Linked DNA regions of Mus musculus: region 2 is linked to region 1. Evidence: chromatin loops called from intact Hi-C (ENCODE). Cell type or tissue: left cerebral cortex. All regions are shown on one strand. Links, peaks and the distances in the headings refer to the core of each region. The heading gives the core; the rest is flanking DNA. Region 1 overlaps Slc6a17 (solute carrier family 6 (neurotransmitter transporter), member 17). Region 2 holds the start of Lamtor5 (late endosomal/lysosomal adaptor, MAPK and MTOR activator 5).

Region 1 (12,175 bases), core at 2,539-10,538:
CACAGAAGGAGTCACTGAATGCATAAGAAAAAGATCACCTAAAGGAGATTTAGTTGTGGATCTAATAGCAACTGTAATTTCAAAGCAGTTATGGATATAAGTGTTTCTAGGTATCTCCAAATAACTGGGATATGATAAGAAATGTCTGATGCAATCTATTTGGGACAAAGTCACTCCTGAGGTTGCTTGCACTTATAATAAAAGGAATGACCAGGCTCAGTTAGTGTAACTGAGGTAAAGATGAGTTTTCTATACCACTGAAACCCATATCCTGCCTGCCTCCTGGAATTCTAGCAGAGTCTGGTTTAGAGATCCCTGGGTTTTGGAAGTTTCCTTCTTCCCATGCTAGGTAGGTGCATTACTGCCTCTCCTCCAGCAGGGGGAGTGTTGAGCCAGGCCGGTGGGAGGAGGCTGTGCTTTGGGAATCCAGAGCTTTCCAGCATCTGTCTGCATGGTCCAGGGCCTGTCTAATGGATCGTATCTCTGATGGAATATGGTGTGAAGTAGGCAGGGCCGAGCCCCCTGGAGATCACAGAACACTGAAGGCAAAGGCTAGCGGAGCCCAGAGGGGACTGGTCAGAAGCAAGTGGCCGCAGGAGAATGGGAGGAAGTGCTGAACGTGCCAACTGCTTTGTCTTCTGCTGTGCCTGGCAGGTTTATGCAGGAGCTGACAGAGATGCTGGGCTTCCAGCCGTATCGATTCTATTTCTACATGTGGAAGTTTGTGTCTCCACTGTGCATGGCTGTGCTCACCACAGCCAGCATCATCCAGCTGGGGGTGTCGCCCCCAGGCTACAGTGCCTGGATCAAAGAGGAGGTGAGTGGTGGCCCCCAACAAACCCCAGAGTCTCTGGCATCTTCTCAGGCCTTTAACATAACAGACTGGAGCAAAGCTTCCTAGCGCAGCTCCTCTGTAACAGGTCTTGTTGGGTGTGCCTTGTGTTCCTAAGCAGTGGCACTATCGCTATAGTATAAATGGGGAAACTGAGGCTCAGCAAAATCAGCATGCTTTCTAGTTCTTCTAAGGCATAGTCTGTTTTTTGTGTCTGTGGAGTGGAATTACCCACCCTTTCTACAGATGTAGAAACTGAGGCCCCTTTAACCAAGCTGATATTCAAACAGCTGTCCCTGGGACCAAGCCACTGTACTACACTCAAGTAGCACTCCCTGGAGACACCATCAGTACTGCTACTTGGTGGTGGTGGTGGGGGAGCCAGGGGCAAGGGTGGGACAAGATTGGCCTGTAGGCTTGGGACCCGCACAGTCTGGTGTCCTGCAGCCTCCTTCTGCTGTTATCCTTTAGGCTGCTGAGCGCTACTTGTACTTCCCCAACTGGGCCATGGCACTGCTGATCACCCTCATTGCCGTGGCCACCCTGCCCATCCCTGTGGTGTTCATCCTGCGGCACTTCCACTTGCTCTCCGACGGGTCCAACACCCTCTCTGTGTCCTACAAGAAGGGCCGCATGATGAAGGACATCTCCAATCTGGAGGAGAACGATGAGACGCGCTTCATCCTCAGCAAGGTGCCCAGTGAGGCGCCCTCCCCCATGCCCACCCACCGCTCCTATCTGGGGCCTGGCAGCACATCACCCTTGGATAACAGCAACAATCCCAACGGACGCTATGGAAGCGGCTACCTCTTGGCCAGCACCCCTGAGTCAGAGCTGTGACCACAGCTCCACCCTGCCTGCCTCCCCTCAATACCCAACCTGCCCACTTGTCTGGGCCTGGTCTCTTCCTCCATGGTGGCCACCAGACCCAGGCCAGTCCAAGGAGAGAGGATCTGTCCTGCCTTGTTCCCCACCCAAGTCCCAGCAGACTCCCTACCTATGAGCAGGGGACTGGGGACAATTCAGTCCCTATTCCAGGCCCCCAACCCGTGTAACTTTTTTGAGAACTCTTGCCAAGTTGCAGTCATGTAACCACAAAATCCCAGTATGGGGGGACTTCAAGTGGACACTTTAGGAGTCACCTCCCCCTCTCCCTGTAAAACCTATCACTTGTAGTTCTTGGGTCTCAGGGAGGGTCCATTTGTGCTGCTGGTCACGGTGGGTGGTGGTGGACAGGGGCTTTAGGGCTGAGGGTGCAGGATGTAGGCGTTAGCCCAGCCTGCCAAAAGACTCATCGTCCTGTCCAGCCCTGCCAGGCTCCTCCTGAGCTAAGATAGGGTTAGGGATGCGTGTATCAGGTCTCAGGCTTTGCTTTGCCAGAAGGTATATGGAGTCTCTTCAATTCTGTCTTTTGAGAAAGGTGGAGACCTCTCAGGCTTAAGCATGAATGCTGCCATCGAATGAAATGAATCCACAGCCAGCTCGTGGAGCCTTTAAATGTCCCTATTTACAGGTCCTGCCGGAGAGCACAGTGATGGGGTCACTTTAACTAGGGCTTAGCCATTTCTCAATCTCCTCTATCCAACCTGGAGCCACGGGTGGTGGTCTTTGCCTCTGTCCCAGAAAGAAGAGGGCACAGTGCATAATGGGTGAGGTTTCCAGAGCACAATTTGCAGGCTCCCAGCACAATCTAGATGGTTTGGAGCACAAGAGAAACAAGCGCACCTCACCTGGAGCCCCATCTTCTCCTTAGTGGCAGCTTCTCCCCTGGATTGAGGGTTCCTGGAGGTCAGAGGTGTGTCACCAGGAGCCCTTGTTTCTAAGGAAAGACAGGTAAACTCACTGCCCTCTCTGGCTGCCACTCACTCTCCTTGTTGTACAAGCACAGCCGCTGGTGTGCACATCATGCGGAGACACCTTGGGAACCTTTCCCTAACTTCCCCCAGCCTGTTCAGGGGAGTGGCACAGGCAGTTCTGGGCAGCGGAAAGCCTCTGGTCTTAGGCTCCAAGGGAGATACAATCTATGGCACTGTCCCTGACCACCTTTCAAGGCTCCTCTGGGAGGAAGGCTGCCTCAGAGCGGCCTGTGAGGATTCGGAAGCTGACCTGAGACTCAGAGTATCTCTCTGCAGTATCACCTTAGAGAGATGGGTGTATGGACTTATATGGTTGGCCGGTTGGGATGGACAGATGGATGGGTGCATGGATGGGGTCACCTTAGCTAGGGTTTAGTCATTTCTCAATCTTCTCCTTCCAACCTGGAGCCAGGGGTGGTGGTCTTACATACAACATCCATGCACACACACACACACACACACACACACACACACACACACACACACACACACTGTTTCTATCTTTGAAAGTTCTGGTCAGCAGGAACAGACCTGGGCACCTGACAGAGGTTCCTGGGTCATTGTTGTGGCCTAAATTTCCCTCAGTCCTGAGAGGGACGACAGCCTAGGCCCAGATGTCCACCACTTGCTCCTAAAGCCTCCTGGATACCTCCCTCCCTAGCCTGAGAGGTCCCCCACCCTCAGCCTGCCATCTCTTATTCCTCAGTTCCACACACCTTCTCTCACTTCTAGCCTTCTTGGTCCCACCTGTCATAGTATTTAAGGTGAGAGGGAAATGAGCTTTGGGGTCCCACCATCGGCCCCCTCACCTGACAACACCCCCTAGCTGGCCCCGTGCCTAGTCCTGAGCAGAATTAGAAAACAGGAAAGCCAGGCCCTAGCAGAGACTCCACTCTCTCTCCTCCTCTCCACATGCTATTTCTATTGTACATTCAATCTGTACATGTGGGTGTAGATGCTGTGAAATGACAAACCCAATATTATACTGTGGCTGGTGGACTATTTTCATCCTCAGTGCCGTACAGATCTATTTTCATTGTATATTTGATATATTTTTAATTTTGTAGCGTGGCTGGGCCAGGCCCCAGCCTGTGAGCCTGCAGTGAGTGGGGGATGGGGGGTGGGGGCGGGGGGCTGGGTGGAGCTGAGCTAGGGCTGTTTGCTTATGCCTTGTGGGCTCTGTAGTGTGTGTTGTAGCCTTTTGCTGTAAGCCAGAATCTGTCCTGGCTACATCTTTGCTTCTGTGAGTTGGACATAGGACCCAGAGCTCTATGGTTGTGTGTATGTGTGTGTGTGTCTGTGTGTGTGTGTGTGTGTTACATTCGTAGGTGTGAGTGCATAAGGTGCTGATCTGTGACACCCCCACCCACCCAGTGTTCATCACCTTCTGAAGACCCCGTGTCTTCCTCTCAGCTCTATGGGTGAGACCTCAGGACAGGCACCTCTAAGAAGCACCAGCTGTGGGGAAAGGCACGTGTTTCCTTCAGGTGACTCATTGTCATTTCACCTTTGGTGGGAAGGAGGGCCTTGGGTGGGGGTGGAAAGCCCTCAGATTTATTTTCCAGTCAACCTTCTGTTGTTCACACTGGAGTCACGATGTCTTAGGCAGACAGTACCGGGCTTCTTAGGAGGAAGGCATCTCTCTGCCCTTCGGTCCTGCCCTTGTCCTTGAAAAAGTCTGGAGTACTCAGAAAGCAACAGCCGCTTCTCAGACCTCCGCTGGCTCCTCCGGAGAGATGAGGTGGGCTCACCTGACCACTGAAGACCAGCCTCAGCTTCCGTGGAAGAGCTGGAAGTGAGGGCTGGGTCTCCAAGTCTTGGCGCAGGGTCCCTAGTGCTGGTTGGCGCTGCTCATACGGTGCCTACCAGGAGACAAGGGGTTTCCGGGGCTGAGTCATTCGAGTTGGGGCAGTGCAGAGGTACACCTAAGAGTTCCTGTTCTGACAGCTCTCAGCTCCAGTCACCAGCTTCTTGCTCAGGGAGCCCTCAGCCCTCTTCATGGGGACAGCGAGGAGCCTGAGGCCTAGGTTGGGTGGTGGGGGAGACGTGAGGTGCAGAGGAATTATAGATAGGGTTGGCTTCTGCCATCAAGCAATACATCGTCAGGAGCTGGCTGCTGCTTTTTAAGTGCCAGGAGACGTCCTCCAGAGGCCGTGCTCGTGTGTGAGCCCTGAGGCTATGAGCCAATCCCCGTGCAGATCTGCAGTATTCCCAGGCAGGGACTGCTCTTCTTCCCTTCCTTACCACTACATTACCCTTCCCTCAACTAGAGTATGCCCACTGTGAAAAGAGAAGTGAGATCACGCAGGCTGTAATACACCTGACTCTGTACACCTCTGAGTCCCTCTTCTTAGGTCTGAACTATGGGGAGCTAGGGGAGGAGGGCCCCGGGTCATTTCTCATGAGAAGTCCTGCTTTGTACAGACCTAAACACATACCAGGCAGTCACTTCCGGTCCTGACACACGTTCAGAACAGTTTAAGTTCATGTGTCCTGGAGTGGCCAGTGCTCTGAGTCAGGATCACTTGGCCCAGGAGAGGGCATGAGGCATTGTCACCCCAGGGCCCCCACTTCATCTCCCCCACCCTGCTGTACAATAAAGTGTCTGTTCTTAGCACCCTCTCTTGCCTTTCTTCACTTACAGGAGGGGAGCTGAGGGAGGCTTTGGGATGGGGTGAAATGGGATTCTCGTGGGTGCTGGCTGAGAAATTTGAAGGTAGAGATGCAGCCAGTTTTCTGGGCATGTCCCCGGATACTTGTGGGTCCCATGCTTGCCCTTACTGTGCCTCAGCAACTCTGTACCCCTGAGATTTTTCTCTGAGGGAAGTGCTTGAATCTACGTTATTCCAGGTAAGGAAAGTGGGGCGCCGTCTGATATGAGGATGGCGTTTGGTGTCCTCTCCAGGGCTTTTCAGGGCAATTCTTATCCTGCCCAGCTTCAGAGAAAACTATATATGTTCACTATGTAAGGAGGACTGAGGGGAAACACAAGAAAGGCAGGGGACTGACCTAATCCTTAGGGAAGTGAGCTAGTTCACAGCAAGCCATGTTCTAAGTTCTCAGAGAATTACCCCTCAACTTCAGATAATATCTTTTGAAATCTCCAGTGGAAGATAAAGATGAAGTATAAGATGTGATAGCCCAAGTTTTTGTTAAATAGGCACCCACTGAATGTAGGGTCATAAAGAATGGAAGAGGCTGGTGGCAGAGAACCCCCTCTTCCTGCCTCAGCTCGGAGTATAATCTTCAGAAGAATACTACTACTCTCATCTTTCCCCATCCCAGCCGCGCTCAGTGCCTTGTGATCTCAGTTTCATTCAGAAGGGGTCCTCCAAAGGAACCTTCCATTTCCTCTCCCTGCCACCCCTCATTCCACGAGCAGCCACCAGGTGGCAGGAATCCCTTTCAGTTCACGGTTTAGCCTGGCAACACTCTTAAACTGTCTCTCCATGTTAGCCATAGTCCTCAAACAGGCAAATCAGAACTCACTGGCCCGAGTTTGGCCAAGCACCTCTCTTGTCACATCAAATCTCCTACTTAGTTCTCAAACAAGGGACTGGCCCAGTGCTGGACAAGTCACTCCCCACACAGTCACTCAGTCTTTTGGTAATTCTGGTTGAAATGGCAGCCATCCTTCCAGGAGGGATGCATAGACACAGAGACACAAGGCATTAAGGGCTTCACTTCAGTGGCACTCTGAAGCCAGAGTCCTCAAAGCCACGTCTAAGTTCAGTGTCAGCTGGGTCTTGCCTTTCCTAAGAGACACAGCTTCTAATTTGCAAGAGAGAAGGAAAGAGAGAGGATAGTTCAAAGGCAACAATACATCCTGAAACAGTTATCTCTTGCAGTGTTCCATGTCAGTCCAAATTTTAAAACAACCAACATTTCCTACCTCATGACTTTATGAATGAGGAATTCCAGTATGAATTAGGGCAGCAGATGGGTGGAAATGAAAGTGATGTCCCGTGGGTAGAAGAGCTGGTCTGGACGTCCCAAGGGAGCCTTTCTCACATTTATATAGATATTTAGTTTTTGGGTGAAAACACGTAGGAGTAGAGATCAGCTGAGCCTGTTGGTCAGAGCGACCAAATCCTTATCTGATGGGGAGACCACTTCAAGAGCAGAAATGTGGAAGCTGGCAGTGCCCACTTCTTAAGGCCTGGCCTTGGGAATAGATCACCTCCACCAGTCTGTGGATCATAGCATCTGTTCAGAGGCCCACAGGCCTCGCTGTAGATGGGAGGGTCCCCATACAATAAACCTATTCTGGGGCACTAGATATGCCCATCGTCCATCTTTGGCATCTTTTTGGAGGCTTTTCCTGAGAGGATATTAGCTCTGAAACATGGAACTGAGACACAGAGCTAATCTGTTCTGATGAGGAGGGGAGCAGCTAGATTTGGGTCCCGAATGGAGGCAGTAAGTAGGGAAGAAGATGACAAGGGCATGCCAGAGGACAGGAGAGACAGCTTCTTCCACTTCCTTCTGGCCCCAGGGGCAGGCTGTTTGAGGTTGTTTCAATCATGAGTCTGTCACCAACCTTGGGCAGGCCACTTAACCCTCTGAACCTGTGTGACAATAAAACCTTTTCCTTGAGGCGCTGGGAGGAATAAATGAACTCCCGAGGTGCCGGGTGGACCGTCGCATAGCAGTTTTCCAGAGGGGGATAGAATATATGCTGATTATTACTCTCTTCTCTCTACCAACCCTGGCCCCACTTCACCCATGCAATGAGCCAGCACCCTGGTACCATTGTTAAAAGACAGTCCCAACCTAACCCTGGAAGAAGCCAAGGAAGGCGGAAAGACAAGGTGCCCTGTCCAGGGAAGCAGGCACTCACCAATCCTGTCCCTGTCTTGTTTCCTTCTTAATCATAATCAGACACAGCCTCATCCAGCCCTAGCATGGGCAAGAGAATTCTATAAACTCCCAAAATGTTATGGCTTGTTTGCTGGTGAATTTTCAGAGGTTCCCCCATTCTTTAACCCTTCTCCCATCAGGAATATTCTCTGCCTTTCCTCTTGAGCCTGGGCAACCAGATTCCTCTTCTAGCCAACAGAAAATGGAGGAGGCAATGCTATGGACTTGCAGAGCTACATCAACAAGGGTGTTGTTCTCTGGATAATGGTTCTGGGGACAGTTAGCCACTTTGGGGGGTACCACACTTACCTGAGACACTGACGGTGCTAGAGGGTGCGCACTTGCGGGTGCTCCCGCTGACAGCTGCAGCTGAGCCCTTAGCCCATGTCAACCACCAGCCGTGTGAATGTGCCACACTGAACGTTCATCTCAAAGGAACCTCATGTCTCTCAGTACCACTGTAATTGCATGAGTTCTAAGTACTGCTCAGCTGGACCCTTCCTAACCTCCTGGCCCATAAAATAGTGAATGAAGAAAAATTACTGGTAAAGTTACATGTAGGAGCACTTTATTATTTCACAGTAAAAATAACCATGAAGTGAATTCAAGGGATGATTTGACCTTTTAACAATTGAGGAAACAGACAAGGGGTAAGTAAGGCTTTCTCGAACAACTAGAGGGCGAACTGTGGCCACAGCCTGGTTTCCTGACTTCCGATCCAGTGTACTCTCCACCACATTACAAGGCTCTGACAGAAAGGACCCCAGCCTTCTCTCACTTCTAACTTTCTTTCATCAATTCCTTGCCTGGAGCAGGAAGCAGGTATTAGGGGTGCCTAGAATTGTGCTAAACCCTGGGAACCTTCATAAAGGCTTGGTTCAGGCAAGGCTCCTTGTCTTGTCCAAGCAATCACAATGAGTCTTGGTGTGTCCACCTTCCAGTGATCCAGATGGAAGGAACCTGGAAGATGGGTAGGAGATTCAAGTTATTTAACAACAACATATTATGAATAAGATTACTCCATGTAGGCAAAGTGCCAGCTGCAAAACAGAAAGACTTGGTAAAGGGTCTACCCTCGGGCTCCCAGCATCATAGTTGGCAGCATAGTGTGTCCAGAGCTAACCTAAGAAGAGACAGATTCTTGGGCTTCATGATTATCCAACAAGATCTCAGATTTGAGTTGCTTCTCCAGACAGCTGCTCCCCTTTCTCCAGGATACTGCGGGAGGGGATCAAACCCATCAGGACTAATTAACTACTCTACTGGAATGAGCCTGCTTTGTTGGACCTTAGCCCAGGTAGGAGGAATATGTACTTTTCTAGATGGAGAAATGTGGAGTGCCAAGGAGTCATGCCAGCTGGGCCCTTCTCTCTGTCTCTGTCTCTGTCTCTGTCTCTGTCTCTGTCTCTGTCTCTGTCTCTCTCTCTCTCTCTCTCTCTCTCTGTGTGTGTGTGTGTGTGTGTGTGTACACTCCCCAGCCCCAGCTGCCTCCCACTGCCCAACAGCTTTGAGTAGAAAGACCTCTAGGGGACCCTTCCACTGGCTCTGCGTCTGTGATTCTTATGAACACACTCCTACATGTGGAGAGCACATGGGCCTCCATGTTTTCTCTGTTCTTGGTCCAAACCCAGCTGTAGCTCCTTCTCTCAGGTTCACTGCTGCTGCATAGGTCTGAAACCCTCGACAGGGACATGCCTAAGAAGTAGCCCCCAACCCCTCCCTGGCCTATGACTCCAAGCCACCGTTTCTGAAGCCCTGAGTCCTAACCCAGCCCGAGCTTGTGATCTGTGCATTTGCAGTCTCTTCCTCTTAGGAGGTGGGCCACCAAAAGGCCTCTAGAGTTCTCTGAGATTTTAAAATGAGCCCAATCCTGTCTGTAACCCTTGTCAGAACCAGTGTAGCTGATCTCCATATTGCTGGTAGTACTTTGGGCCGTTGTCTTACACACATTCTTCCTAGAACCTTCCCAGAACAGCTCTCCCATTCGATTTGGAGCCTAAGAGCCTGGGGTGAGAGCTGAATAAGACAATGAACTGTTGAGCAAACAGGCTCCCAGTATCCTCTGGCCCACCCTACTCATCCTGCACAGAATCAAAGACTTACTATATGTGCCTGGTGATGAGCTCTGATAAAGCAATTCAATTTGTTGGGCTGAGAGGGAACAGGGCATGCTGGGAAAGGATGCTGGCCCCTTGGTCTGCATCTGGAGGAGGAGGAGGAGGAGGAGGAGGAGGAGGAGGGGGGGGGGGGATAGGTCCCTGGCAGGACCTGTAATGCTAAGAGATGTGAGTACCAAAGGATATAACTTTGCCCTAATAGCTATAGGCTAGCTCCTTGGCCTGGGGCACCTTAGAAAAAAAGGATACCAAAGAAGAGGAGAAGTGATCAGATGACCCCTGTCACTTAAAAGAGGGAGACCACATACTGGCCCCAATGGGGAGAGACTTTAATTTTAGCCTCTTAATTTCCCTCTGGCTTCTGTAGAGATGGGGAAAGGGCTTCTTCAAGTGCCCTACAAAGGACACAGGAGCCCAAGAATTTGCATCAGCATCACTCTAGGTTTAAGCTTAGCCTTCTATCCTTATCCTTTGGCTACCCTCTTAATTCTAGCTGGGAAATTTACTGCATATGATTCCATAGTATTAACTGGCTCTAGATGCTCTTGACTATAGCAAAAAAAATCTTAGGGAAGAAAAGTAGAGAAAATACGAAGATGGGGATGAGGAGAAGCTTGGGGAACAAACATTTTTGGCAGGGACCGGGGCACGCTTGCTTAGGCTTGTAACTATCAGGATCTTGAGGAATGGACAACAAAGCAGGTAGTATCCTGGGAATGCTAGGTGGGGCTAAGGCCTGAAGTCTTGGAATCAACAGGAAATCCTGGACCAGCTGCTGTTAGGAACCAACAGTAAGGATCGAGTTCCTTAACTGGGTTGTCCCAGCACCACTAGGGGGCAGCACCCTCCCACACAGTAGGGCAGGGGGCTCGCCTCTTCTAAGCCTATAGATTTTGGAAGAAATTAGCCTTACCTCACACACAGAGCTGAGGACAGTAAAGGTTGGAATGCCAACCTTAGCATACGTATGCTTCCAGGGAATCTGGGAAAGACCCATGAAGCAGGTTTAGTCAAGACCTTTAGAATAAATAGTCAGTGGGAGCTGGCCAGGAGCCCTCCTCTTAAGAGTACCTTTAACAGGTTTTTCCTGAGCTCTTCCTGGGACCCCCTAGCTACACACTGGCTTTCTCCTCTACCTCTCTTCTTTCGTGGCTTCCTTTTTTTTTATCCTGGCAAGGTTCCTCCTCCGTGTTCCCCAGACGCTCATCCCCATCACCAGGACTGCAGGATGATGCACAGCCTGGACAGAGGCTTCCTGGGGCTGGAGACGAGGACTATTTTACTGACAGATGTGTGATCAGTGTCCAATGGATGCTCAATGAAGAAACAAATGAAATTTGGGATACCGTGGCCTGTTTCCTTCCTCTCTCCTACCAGTGCTAGCCATTTGTCTGTTTTCTCAGGCTGAAGAGTGGAAAGTGAAGGGAGACTTTTTTTTTTTTTTTTTTTTTTTTTTGGCCAGGACACAATCCTGAGAGGACTTTAATGTCATCATTACAGTCAGGACGTCAGTATCCTCTTGGTAGTGCTTCCTTCCTCCATCCAGTCCTAGGCAGTCCTCGATCTTCTCTGGGATCCAGACATGATGTAAGAGTAAGCAGGTACCCAAAGAGGCTGCCCACAGATGAGTGCTTCTAACTCCAGTCAAGATGGTGGAAAGGTCCGGTCCTCTCCTGCATGCTAGCACATGTCACCACAGATGATCATTTGGTCTGTTTGTTTGGTTGATTGGTTTGGGGTTTTTTAAAAGCCTCAATAATGATAAGACCTTTGTTTATAGACATCCCTTGCATTTACGTTGGACCTTTAGCCTCTCTCAAAACAGAAAAGCCCCAGCTGGTGGATAGTTTATTGTCATTTTGTTTGCCCAGTATGAATAGTGCTGCCCCTTCCAGAAAACAGATGGTACACACATGTAGTATCAGGTATGATGTGTCAATCACCTTGCACTTCTGTTTAAAAATCCTCCCTGTATCACCCAGAGTAACTGAAGCAGAGAGAGGAGGAGGAGATGGAGAGGGAATGTAGGTGTGGTTCTAGGCAAAAAAAAAAAAAAAAAAAAAAAAAAGCCCTAAAACTAATGAATCTGGAAATTGCTTTTGGGAGATGGCCAACAAAGTCTAATGCTTCATGTTTTGGATACGGCAGCTTCTCAATTACTTAGCAAATGGGTCCTCAGAGGCGGGCACTGTGGGTGTTATCAAGATGAAAAAACACAGTGCAGCCTAGAGGAACCCGGAGTCTGGGAGAGAAGTCAAGTGCAAGGACTGGGACAGTAATAGGACAGTAAGACAGCATGAGGCAGAGTATGGCACCTCCTAAGTTCCCTTCATTGCAACAGGGAGCCAGGCCTTCAACCTGATGATCTTAAGGGACACAAGGACACACTCATAAACCATTTCTCTACTGAGAGCAGCAGGTTTAGGACTTCTCTCCACCTAGCCCAGAAACATTTCTCTGCCCAAGGCCGTGCTGTCCTGGCTCCAAGGTGGAGGCTGTGGTGAATATGT
Region 2 (12,175 bases), core at 1,580-9,579, 190 kb after region 1:
TCTATGCACCGAGTATTAAGCACTTCAAATCAGCCCTTAAATTTTTTCGCCCCCTTTCAGAGGACAAACTGTGAGTTGTTTAAATAAACAAAACAAAACCCAAACCATTTTCTCAGGCACCTCTGCTTCACAAAGACACAAACAAGGCAGTTATCTTTAGGGCTCTGTCCTTGGTATAGAAGCATGCTCTAGGACTGCAACTCCTGAAGACAACTGTTAAATCTCAGTAACGGGAATTGCTCCTGGAGGGGATTAAGAAGCTCAAGGAGGAGGTGTCTTCTTGTAAGCCACTTTACACCTCCCAATTTTAAATTTTACAGAGATAGCTGAAAAACTTTACGGATATATTTACTTCACAAGCGCTGAGCAACTGACGGGCCACAAACGCGGGAAGATGTGCGTGAAAGTGCTTTGGCACTGCGGGGGCTCGATTTAGCACACCCGGGGCATCCTTCCCCAAACTTAATCCGTTTCCCAAACTTCTCAAGAGCTACTCGATTCTGCGAACACGCCTAACGAAACTTTACTACCCAGTAACGAGCGGCCCGGCCGTAGGCAGAAGTCACCCGCTCGCCGCCCCGAGTGCCCCAAACGCTTCCGCAGACACTCGCGGTCCATGCCGCTGTCCCATTCCAGCTCCCCTGTCCGGAGCCCAGGACCGGCCGCACGCACTACTCACGTGTCCTCCAAATGCTGCTCCAAAGTCGCCTCCATCCCGCAGGCTGTCCGCCCCAGGCCAGGACCCCGCAGCAAAACACTTCCTCCTTCACCGCAAACCTCGATCACGTGACTTGACCGAGGCGGGCGCCTGGACGGCGTCTCCAGAGGGACGAAATTCAGCGCGGCGCCGCGTCCGCGCTCTTTACGAAAAGGCATAGCTACTACCACAGGACCAGTGATGGCTGGCTTTCGATTGGGGGTGCTGGGCCTTCAAAGCAATCTGTAGTCGGGCCTCAGGGCCTTTTCCTGACCTAGCACTTGGACTTAGTGATTTTTAACCTTTGGATTTGGTTCAAGCAATTTCCAGTCCTAACCAGACGTAGACCTGGTTTAAATTTTAAAGTAACCAGCAGGTCTGGCATGGTCTCATCTATGCAATAGGCCAATCGCTAAGAAGACAGTGCTCAGTTTCTGACCCTAGGTCAAGAGGCTGAGGTGTATACTTTACCTATCAAAGCAGAACTGGCCTCCAGGTTCTGCATCCCTCAGTTCCCACCTGGCATACCTTGCCCCCAACCCTGAACTTTCCAGCCCAGGGGCTGGGCTGCCCTTCCCTTTCTATAGGGCTCCTTTCTATAGAATCCAGACATTTTGGTCTCCTTCTCCTTTTCTCTCTCTGCACACATTCCCCCTTCTCTCTTTCTTCCTTCCTTTCCCAGGAAACTTCGCTGGCCTTGGTCCTTGGGGCCAGTGAACTCACCCACCGGCTGGCAGCTTCCCAATAAACCTGCCTTTAACATCATCTACTCTGGTTTAAATTGATTCATTTCACCAACATCGGAGGAGAAGTAACCTATCACACAGGGCCGATGGGGAGGGGTGCACACACGGGACTAAAGGAAGAGATGGCACACGTTGAAACCCCAAACTGCGTGCTGGGAAAGTGTCAGAATCTTAACATTGGTACCTTCTTTGTTCTCGTAGGTTGGCCTCGAATTCTCCCACCTTTGTCCTGTGATTTACTGCCATGTGCCATATTTAATTTGCATTGATACTTCTAATAGCTAGGTCATGGGAAGTTTTAGGGGGAAGAAATTAGGTTTAAGTTTTAGGTGTTAGTGAAGACCGTGTATTATTACTTTAAAATAACTGAGCTTTAAAATTTTTATTCCCTTTTCTGTTTTAGAGACAGTATCTCATATACCCCTCATTGCCCTCAAATTTGCAGTGTGTCCGAGGCTGGCCTTGAAGTATTGATCTCTCTGCTTTTACTTCCCAAGTGCTGGGATTACACCAACATGCCTGGGTTTAAAAACTTTAGAATAAACTAACCACTCATAGTCCTACTGTGAAGAGATGATAGTTTGATAAGGATATTTTGGAGACTATCTTTTCCATATGGCTATCTTTGCAAATGTATTATTTGAATTTTTTTTGTTTTTTGTTTTTTGTTTTTTTTTTTTTTTTGTTTTTCGAGACAGGGTTTCTCTGTGTAGCCCTGGCTGTCCTGGAACTCACTCTGTAGAGAAATGTTTTTTAAAAGCAAAATCAATATACATACTATATATACAATTCTGAATTATGTAGCAGGGATTCTTCACAGAATTTATTATAAATACCTTTTCAGGACAGTAAGTTTTTATTTACTTTGTTTGTAATAGTTGCAAAACACACCAACTTTGTTATCATAGCTACACCTAAAGTGAACTTACTGTTCATTAGTGACCAATTAAGTTGCTCTTGTGTCCCCTCCCTACCCTCTGTCCTGGTGGTACCAGGTTCTGTGCTGGTTGAATATTCTTTAGCCCAATATTGTGCATTTAAATTTTTTCTTCATGGTTAATTACTAGAAATAGAATTGTTTGGTCAAAAGTTATGGTCATTTTCAAGAAAAATATATATATGTATATATATTATTTACATGAAGAAGGGTTTATGAAAACAAGGGTGTGTCCATGGCTCATCTCTACCCCTTCCTGTGTAGCGTGCCTTGCACTTAGCTTCCTCTAGCAATCTGATCTCTGGCATTTACTCAGTCTGTTTTTTGATCTGGTGCCCATAATAGAAGAGGCCAAGGCTTAGCCACCCGCTCACCATTCACCATATTGTTAAAATGAAGCTCGCAGAATTATTATTACTTTTTAACTTTACAGTGCAGGGTTATCTCTAACATGTGATTCTCCTGCCTCAGCCTTCTAATGCTCTAATATGAGCCCCATATTTGGCTATGCTTCCAGAATTGTGTGTTTGTATGTATGTTCATGTGTGTCTTGATGCATGTGTATACTTGGATTCAGTGTGTTTGCAGATATTCATGCACGTATGTGCATGTGCAGTTGGGGGTCAGAGGTCAGCCTTGTCTTGTTCCTCAGGTGCCATTAAACTCTTTTGTTTGAGACAGGGTCTATCGATAGTTTGGGGCTTGATTAGGCTAGCCTGACTGGCCAGCTTCCCCAGGGATCTCCCTGTCCCAACCCATCTCAGCCTTTTCAATGTTGGGATTACATGTGTGCCACCATGCCCCAGGCAGTTATCCATGGGATCTGGAAACCAAGCCCATGTCTTCATGCTTGCAAGGTAAGAATGCTGACTAAGACATCTCCCCAGCTCCTGGCTCTAGAATTCTAACTTTCTTGGGATTCCAGTTTATGGGGTGTAATTTGGGCTTTGGAGAAATTACCTGAGTTATCAGGTAACACAATGTGGGCTATTCAGATTTTAGAACAGCACTCTAGAGATACCCTTAAAAGATAGCGTTAGAGCTGCGTAGCAGAGAGCATGCTGATGATCCCAGTACTTGGGAGGCTGGGCTAGGTGTTTAAAAACCTATTAGATACTATTCAAAGTAAAGTTTGCCCCAGTTGTCTTAAGAGAAAGCTAACACTATGCCTAAGGGAACAGTATCAGCTCTGCCTCCCTGTGGTCTCAAGTGGTAAAAATGTTACTGAATTGAGACCGCTTGGTTTGACCATTCTGTCTTGTTCTGTTAAGCGCCAAGCATCTGGCTTACCTAGGACTTTACTCAGGCTAGGTAAGTACTCTATGCCTGAGCTTTACCCTTAGCCCAGTTCTGCCTTTCTGAACCTCCACATTACTATTCAAACAGATATAATGTGAACCCCCTTTGTAGTTTTAAATAACCTGGGAGCCACATAAGGAAAACAGAAGAAATTAATTTTAACATGATTTTGTGTATCTAAGAAGTTATTTCAATATATAATTACTTTTAAAAAATACATTATTTTTCTCCCATCTTAAGTCCTTAAAATATGAAGTCTAGTTGCACTTTGTCACATTGCAGTTCAGACCGACCACATTTCAAGTACTCAGTCCCTTGAGTGAACATTGGCTCCTGTATTGTCAAATAGGTCTCCAGGGTATATCAAATAATCTCAAAGCCAGAAAAATGATTAAAAGATTTTCAGAATGCCTACAGCTTCTTAAGGTCTAAGCTAGGCCTTTCAGGGGAAGAGAAGAAATCAGGAAGAGGGAGGATTTGATGTGTGGGAAGTGACGGGGATAGGCTGTTGTCTCTCTGTCTCGCTTCCTTTGGTCCTGCACAGCTGGGTTGAGGGGAAGGAAAGCTATGTAAGCAGCCAAGTGCTGGGAACTAGGGTGGTGCTTCTGGGGGATGTCAGCTTTGCAACGCTTTCTGCTTTCTTTAGCATTCAGGGTCCTTGATGACTCCTCCAGTTTTGAATGCTGGGAGCTGGTTCTGGAATGATGGCGGGAAATCCCAAGCACCCATATCAGAGCATTGGACTCGATGGGTTGGAGTTTTTCTGTGTTTACTTAGCAGAAATGGATAGAATGCCTTCTCCATCTCCCCATGTGAGGCCCACGGAGAAACAGCTGGCTGTGTTAGCATTTTGTCTAAGCTCCGCCCCACAGTTACCTGGCAATGGCCAGGTATGCCTGACTCACTATAAAAGGGGTTACTTGCCCCCTCCTCCCTCTTGTTCTCTTGCCTCCCTGCTCTCACTCTGTCCTCTTGCCCCTTCTCCCTCTCTCCCCATCCACCCCACCACCACCACATGTCATGGCTCTAGCCTCTTCTCTTCTACTCTGTCTCTCTGCTTTTCTTTGTCTCTACTACCTCTCAACTCCCCTCCCCATGCCCTGAATAAACTGTTCTATACTATACTGTCTGTTGTGTGGCTGTGCGGCTCAGGGGGAAAGGATACCTCAGCATGGGCCAGCAGAGGAACCCCCCTTCCTCCACACCTGACTACACCTCCACCAAACATATTCCTCCCCTCTCTATCTTTTTATAAAACACAGCAGGCTACGCACTTCCTGGGGACACTGTTTATTAACATCTCTGTTTGAACGAAGGGCATTGGGGTTCCTTGTGGTATTGTCACAATACTTTGCTTTGCTTGATCTTCCTTCCCAACTTGTCTCCCCATTTTTTTGCTCCTGCTCTCAATACTCTTCTACCCTCACTAGTCCAATGTCTCTTCTTAAGTCTCCTATTTCTATCACATACCTCTAGCCCTTCCTTTAAACCTATTTCCCCCACCCCCATGATCTCCTTTCTAGAGGAGAGTTTAGATGGCATCCTTTGTGGAGCGAGATTTATATAAAGACTATGAAGTCTTTAACTTCAGTTTCTTTTGTTTCTCCCCTTCCTGCAAACAAGCTCTGAGAAAGGAGAGTTGCGGGTAGGCGCAACAGAGAATGTGAAAGTCCACATATCCCACTAAGGAGTGGAAGGAGGTACCGGGCCAGAACTCCAGATATTACATGCTGTCTTGGTGCTGTTTCCTTTGCCTTGACTCCTGCATAGACTCTGATAGACTCACTTAGGTACAGTATTGGTGGGCTATAGTGGTGTACCACTGTAATCCCAGCACTCAGGTTTTCTATGAATGTGAGCCTACCTGGACTACCTAGTAAGTTTGAAGACGGCCCGAGCTACACAAAAAGACCCTGTCAAAAATAATAAAAAATAAAAAGAAGATGGGGGGTATCTTTAATGGTGGGTCCAGCTCTGGGCACTGAGAGATGTGTTATCCCAGGGCTACCAACACTGGCCTCTGGACAACTCGAGTGCTTAGTCACAAGCCTTCAGTGCAATGAACCCTAATGAGCCACTAGGGGGCACCAAGGCCACAGAAAACTGCAAAATGAAGGGCCTAAGGAGTGTGTGTGTGTGTGTTCACTTGTAGGGGGTGAGGGCTGGAAGGAGGATGTATAAGCCTGCTGAGTTATTAGAGAGTGGAGAGTGTTAAATATCAAATGCGGGTGTCCTTGGAGTCAGAGGCATACATTTGAATCCTGGTAGCCAGGGCACCAGCCTCCCATGGGATCTCTGAGTGTCTGGGGAGCCTTTGATATAGGGGTACTGTATTCTGGTTCATCCAGGTGTGGGGAGGATAGCATGGGTTACCTTGTGTAAGAGAGGTTGGTGTGTTATGAAAGTCAATTTGAATAAGAAAATCTGTTTGTCTCCTTAGGTTGATTATAATCCAGATGATGCACAGGAGAAAATCACAGTGCCAAGAGATTGCTGCAGCCATCAGTCTCATATCCAAGAGATTGCTGCAGCCATCAGTCTCATATCCAAGAGATTGCTGCAGATATCAGTCTCATATCCAAGAGATTGCTGCAGCCATCAGTCTCATATCCAAGAGATTGCTGCAGATATCAGTCTCATATCCAAGAGATTGCTGCAGCCATCTGTCTCATATCCAAGAGATTGCTGCAGATATCAGTCTCATATCCAAGAGATTGCTGCAGCCATCAGTCTCATATCCAAGAGATTGCTGCAGATATCAGTCTCATATCCAAGAGATTGCTGCAGATATCAGTCTCATATCCAAGAGATTGCTGCAGATATCAGTCTCATATCCAAGAGATTGCTGCAGATATCAGTCTCATATCCACAGGAGAAGCTGAATCTACATAGCTTCCCTATAAAGCTGTGCCAAATGCCATAGTTATATTGATGTTATTATTAGATTTTCTACATATTCTATGTAAAATTATAAAGTACAATGAGAAAAAAAATCACCTGAAGCTCTAGCCCTGACTCTAAGAAGAAAAAGTCAAAAGTCAAGTAGAGCGGGCAGGAGGTAGGTAAGGTGGAGACAGGGAAGGTGTGTCACGGGGAATGCCAAAGTTTTGGCAGCTCAAGCATCTCATTCTAAGCTGCAGCATAGGGCTCTAGTGGGTGCCAGGGGTCGGGGGTCAGAGGTGGGCGGGCTCTAGTGGGTGCCAGGGGTCGGGGGTCAGAGGTGGGCGGGCTCTAGTGGGTGCCAGGGGTTGGGGGCCAGAGGTGGGTGGTCTCTAGTGGGTGCCAGGGGTCAGGGGTCAGAGGTGGGTGGGCTCTAGTGGGTGTCAGGGATCGGAGGTCAGAGGTGGACAGCACTGAGACTTGAGACCAGGTATAAACTTGGCTCTTGTTCATAGTATTAGTGGCATTAGCGGTTAGTGTGTAGGAGCTGATAACTATGTGACCAGGGACACACCCTTAATCACCACATTCCCCTCCCCCCCCTTTTTGTAGTAGCTAATATTACTATCTTTTGGTTACAGTTAAAAATGCAAAGCTCAGAAAACAACGCTGGGTACAGTCTCATACAACTGTAGTTCCAGAACACTGGAGGCAGAGGCCACAAGTTTGACAAGCTAGTCAGTTCTACACAGAGAGTTCCAAGCCAGCCAGGGCTACACAGATAATCTTGTCTATACCTAAACAAAACTTTGGCCAGATCGTCCTGCTTGAAAGTGGTGGAGTCTAATTGTTACTCTCCCCTGTATACTGCCCGACTCTGCCTAGAACACGGTCCTGGAATTCAGGTGCAGAGGTGGTGGAGACCCAGTGCACACCTCTTACTCTCGATATGACATATGAGGTCCAGAGAGGAGAGGTGTCTACTTTACAACATAAACCTCTTTTTGACATGGAATTCGATATTCCAAGCATCTCTAGCATGCTGCCAGATGCTATTGAACTGTAGTTAAATCTGCTTCAGAGGGAGTCACTGTTTTAAGTTAAATGTTAATCTCCCCCCATATTCGCATGTGAGGATCCAAAATCAAGTGCCTTAGATTGTGGGCATGTTTGCAGACAGGGCCTTTATAGATGGCAATCAAGTTAAAATGAAGAAGACATTAGTGTGGGCATTAACCTTATGTAATTGACATCCTTATATAACAAGACATGCACAGGGGAAAGGCAGGCTCCAGCTGCAAACATCTGTCTATAGGCCAAGGAGAGAAGCCTCGAACATATTTCTTCCTCACAGTCCTCAGAAGGAAACTATTCTGCCAAAACTTTGATTTGGGGCTTCTATTCTCCAGACTTGAGGGTAAACCACTCAATTGGTGATTCATTATAATGGTATCCCTGGGGAATGAGGGCCTTCATGAATCCAGAAAGCCCACAAGTCAAGCAGGATCATAGATACTTGGTGACTCTTTGTTAACAGAAGTACTAGTTGGAACGATTACCCTCCCAGAGGCAAAAAGAGAACAGATGAGCTTTCCAGCTTGCTCCCAGTATTGTTCTGTGGCTAAGATAGTTTTCTTCCATTGGACCTTGGCCAACCTATTTAACTTGGGCTTTGGATCTTCCTTTAAAGCTTTTATAGACATATGTGCCATGTACTTATGTCTTATGTGTTGGTGTGTGAGTGTGTGTGTGTGTGTGTGTGTGTGTGGGTGTGTGTGTGTGTGTGTACTATCATGCTCAGGAACTGCCTACATACTTTGAGACAGCATCTCTCATTGTCTTATAATTAACCAAAGAGGCTAGACTACCTGGCCAGCAATCCCAGGAATCTCTCTGTCTCTGTTGCTCATTGCAAGCGTATACTACCTTGCCCGGCATTTTTATACACATCTGGGGGTTGAATTCAGGTGTTCATGCTTTCAAGGTTTTACCAATGAGCCACACCTTCACCTCTTTGAACCTATTTTATATCAGAGCCTCAGCCTTAGAAGGTCCTAAAGAAACATGTAGTGAGCAAATGGGTGGGAAGATAAGCTGATGGCCACTCTTATCCAAGCTTCTCCAGCCATGGAGTAGGCAAGGACATAGGGATGGGGCTGTCAGTAAGTGAAGGATAAAGTTAGTCACTGTGTCCCAAAGCTGAGCTGAGTCCTGAGTCTAGAAGACACAGTGAAATATATTTTCGATGAGTCAAGGTGGGCTAAAAACATTTTGGAACAGGAAGCAATTTTTCCTTTGCTTTATTAATTTTGCTCCCAAGGATAAATGAGATACAGACTTCTATATCCAAGCCTTTATTAGATGCCCAGTTAATGCAACCATGACAAATGGGAATGAAGCCCTTATGAATAAAAAGATGATCAACACCAGCCTAAAAAAAAATTACAGAACAGAGAAAAGACAGCTTAGAGGAGCTGATAAAATACCCTGGCCTTAATTAGACTGTCTGCATCACGCATCAAATCAGACTTAATGTTAAGATTTATTGATTTAGAATTGGCTAAGTGAAATGAATTCTTGAAAATAAATGGAAAAGAAATTACCTGTATTAAATGTATTTCCAGGGCAGGCCTGTGCAGTGAGGCCCTTAGCTAAAGCAGGCTTATCTTTGCCTTGGCTATGTGTCACTCTACCCAATGACATGACTCTTGTGAGCCCAAGGTGGGTTCCAGAGACCCTATCTGTGGGGTTACACTGGATCCCATTGCCACCCAGCCCTGCCATTGCCCTAGCAGAGTCCTTGTTGTCAGGGAAACATCCTCATGTCTTTATTTCACCACCTACACCCTCAGTAAAGAACTACTGATTCTTACCTCAGGGGAAAGGGTGGTGGAGAGCAATCGTTCCCGATCTGTGTTTGCCCCTTTGGCAAACTTCTACCTCCAAAATATTTCCATTACAATTCATAACAACAGCAAAATGACAGTAGCAGTGAAAATAATTTTAATACACAGGAACTGCATTAAAGGGTCGCAGCCTTCGGAAGGGTGAGGACCGCTGCTGTAGAGACAGATGACCTCCTCATCTCTGCCCACTCTAACAGGTAGCAGAGTGTGTTTTCTTCCTGACTGCCAGTCTACGCTGCAATCCACATTTTGTGTCAAGGGGTTATTTGTGATCACAGCATCTCATTATCCTCTTGTGAGACCTTGGGCAAGTCCTGCAAAACTCTTGATGCAAAAAGAAAAAAAAAGTCCTGCAAAACCTCTTGCTGTCCTAGAATTCCAGGAGAGAATACACACAGAAGGCACTTCACAAATTCAGAGTGCATCAACGCTGTTTTTGTTGTTAGGATCTTAAGAAATGTAGCAGAGGCAAACTGAATCAGGCTAGGTTGCAAGCAGTTAAGGAGGGCTGTGTAGGCTTCATCTTAGGATTGCTACAACAACGCTATCAGCCTAGACAATATTGGAAGTGTGCTAAGGAGCGCAGCCTGAATGCCTACTCACAACCCAAACTACATGTGAAGAACACACCTTCGCCACAGGCACGACACTGTTCACATCTGCCCACAGCACTGGAAACACCTCTGCAGCCAGGACATAACCCATGCTATGCCCACTGCTGCCGCTCTTGCCAGCAAAGCAGAATGCTCCCAGAGTCTTTGAGCTGAGGTTCTGTGTAGGTAAACTTGAGCTTCAGTTGCAGAGGAGGTGTCGAAGGAGACATTCTTCTTTCCGTTCCTTTTTCTTTTGAAACATTCAAGCCCTGGATACAGACCAGGTCATTTACATGATTCTGGCCAGGAAACGTGGTTGTTTCAATGAGAATGGCCTCCTTAGGCTCATATTTTAGTGGTCACCTTGTCGGGTGTAGTGTGTCACTTGGGCGGGGTGGGCTCTGAGGTTTCAAAAGCTCATGCTAGGCTCAGTGGATCAGGATGTTAAGCTCACCCACTGCTCCAGTACCATGCCAATCTGCTTGCCTATCTGCTTTCTTCCATGACGAGCATGAGTTAGCCCTCTACCGCTGTAATCAAGTTCCCAATTAAATGCTTTCCTTTATAGGAGTTGCCTTGGTCGTGGTGTCTCTTCACAGCAATAGAACAGTGGCTAAGACAGCTTTAAGGGCCACCTCCAAAGGGATTTTTGAGTTGATAAGGGAAGAACTCAGGTTGGATGTCCATAGTCTGTCCACTACTTAGGGAACAACTTTATTGGGCAGCATGACACAGCAGGCAAAGGAGAGAGAGAGAGAGAGAGTACTCCCGTCTCTGCTGGGGAAAGCCAGTTCAACAAAAAGTTCAACAGAGCTGGTCATTTTGAGTGGTGTGTCCAGCAACAAGAGCCAGCTTCATGCTGTGGCCTCACTGCAGATTTAATTTCTTTATGGATCTTTTTTTTTTTTGCCCCAAGTTTGCCAAGTACTGTGCTGGGTTACAGGAAAGCAGGTGAGATTCTTTTCCCCAGGGAGCTTGTGTTCCACATAGTAAACATGTTAGACATGGCCTGGGAGATGGCTCATTCACTAAAGAGCTTAGCAGGAGCACCTGAGTTCAGCCCTCAGAAACTCCATAAAGCCAGGAGTGGTGCTGCAATCACAGCACTTGTAATCGCAGTGCTAGGGAGGCAGAGACAAGCAGGCCTCTAGGGCTCAAAGCCCAGCCAGCCTAGCTTGCTTGCTGAGTGATCTTGTGTCAGAAAACAGGATGCACAGCTCCTGAGGGACAACACCAAGGTTGTGAACGACCTTTACGTGTGCGTACACACATGCACACACATGCACATGCGTGCACACACAAGCTAGAAAATGAAAACAAATACTACACTGAGTGTTGAGTAAGCAACCGTTGCAGAAGTGGTGTGAATAACAGGCTCTGTGTCTGTTCCTGTCCAGAGCCTGGTCCCTTTCTGCTGTTTCCAGGTACCAGATGCTAAGGTGTGATGGGCAGGACCTCTGTTTCTCAAGGACATATCTGGGAGGGATATGGGATATGGGAGGGATAAGAAGGAGGAATAAAAAAGAAGAGATATCTTGGCTCAAGACCTTTTCTGGACCGAAGTGTCTTGTCTATTCTCTGTGATAGCTAATCTTCACTGGCAACGTGATGAGATTTAAAGTCAACCTAGAAGATGAACTTCTGGGCCTGACCATGGAGGGACAGATTTAACTGAGACAGGAGGGGTCCACTATTTCATGAGCTAAGGTCTCAGACTGAATAAAAACGGGGAAGGGCTGTGCAGCAGCGTTCATCTATCTCTATCTGGACTGAAGATGTGTGAGCAACTGCTTCGTGTGCCTGCTGTTGGGGCTTCTCTATGGCAGACTGTACCTTCGAACTGTGAGCCCAAATTAGCCCTTCCTAGCTTCCTTACCTACAATTCTCTGAGATATAGATAATAGTATATAGTATATAGTATATAGTATATAGTATATAGTATATAGTATATAGTATATAGTATATAGTATATAGTATATAGTATATAGTATATAGTATATAGTATATAGTATATAGTATATAGTATATAGTATATAGTATGCTCCTAACTCATACAAAGTATTAGTACATTCTTAGACTAGTCTCTAAGTTTTTAGGAAACAGGGAAACAAGGCAGC

Evidence for each region. Peaks named below come from ENCODE experiments on the same cell type or tissue, not always from the same donor. Only the 100,000 strongest peaks of a DNase experiment are listed, where the experiment ranks them.
Region 2: a loop joins it to region 1, with 14 times the contacts of the local background. A loop is called at or near these places in 18 of 42 quality-filtered maps.

The regions. Positions count from the first base shown.
Region 1 is chr3:107,460,678-107,472,852 of GRCm38, reverse strand. Slc6a17 (solute carrier family 6 (neurotransmitter transporter), member 17) reads left to right here. Exons shown (of 12, transcript NM_001293689.1): 11 at 655-817; 12 at 1,304-5,305. The coding sequence ends at 1,672. Among named protein-coding and RNA genes, the nearest start is that of Kcnc4, 7.9 kb to the right of the region's middle. In left cerebral cortex, for the core only: CTCF peaks have their summits at 6,058 (motif pointing right) and 10,502 (motif pointing right); DNase peaks (open chromatin) are centred at 4,497, 4,844, 6,090, 10,500 and 3 more places; H3K27ac peaks cover 1,688 bases.
Region 2 is chr3:107,267,618-107,279,792 of GRCm38, reverse strand. Lamtor5 (late endosomal/lysosomal adaptor, MAPK and MTOR activator 5) reads right to left here and starts at 935. Exons shown (of 4, transcript NM_026774.2): 1 at 680-935. The coding sequence starts at 876. In left cerebral cortex, for the core only: CTCF peaks have their summits at 3,590 and 5,748 (motif pointing right); a DNase peak (open chromatin) is centred at 5,778.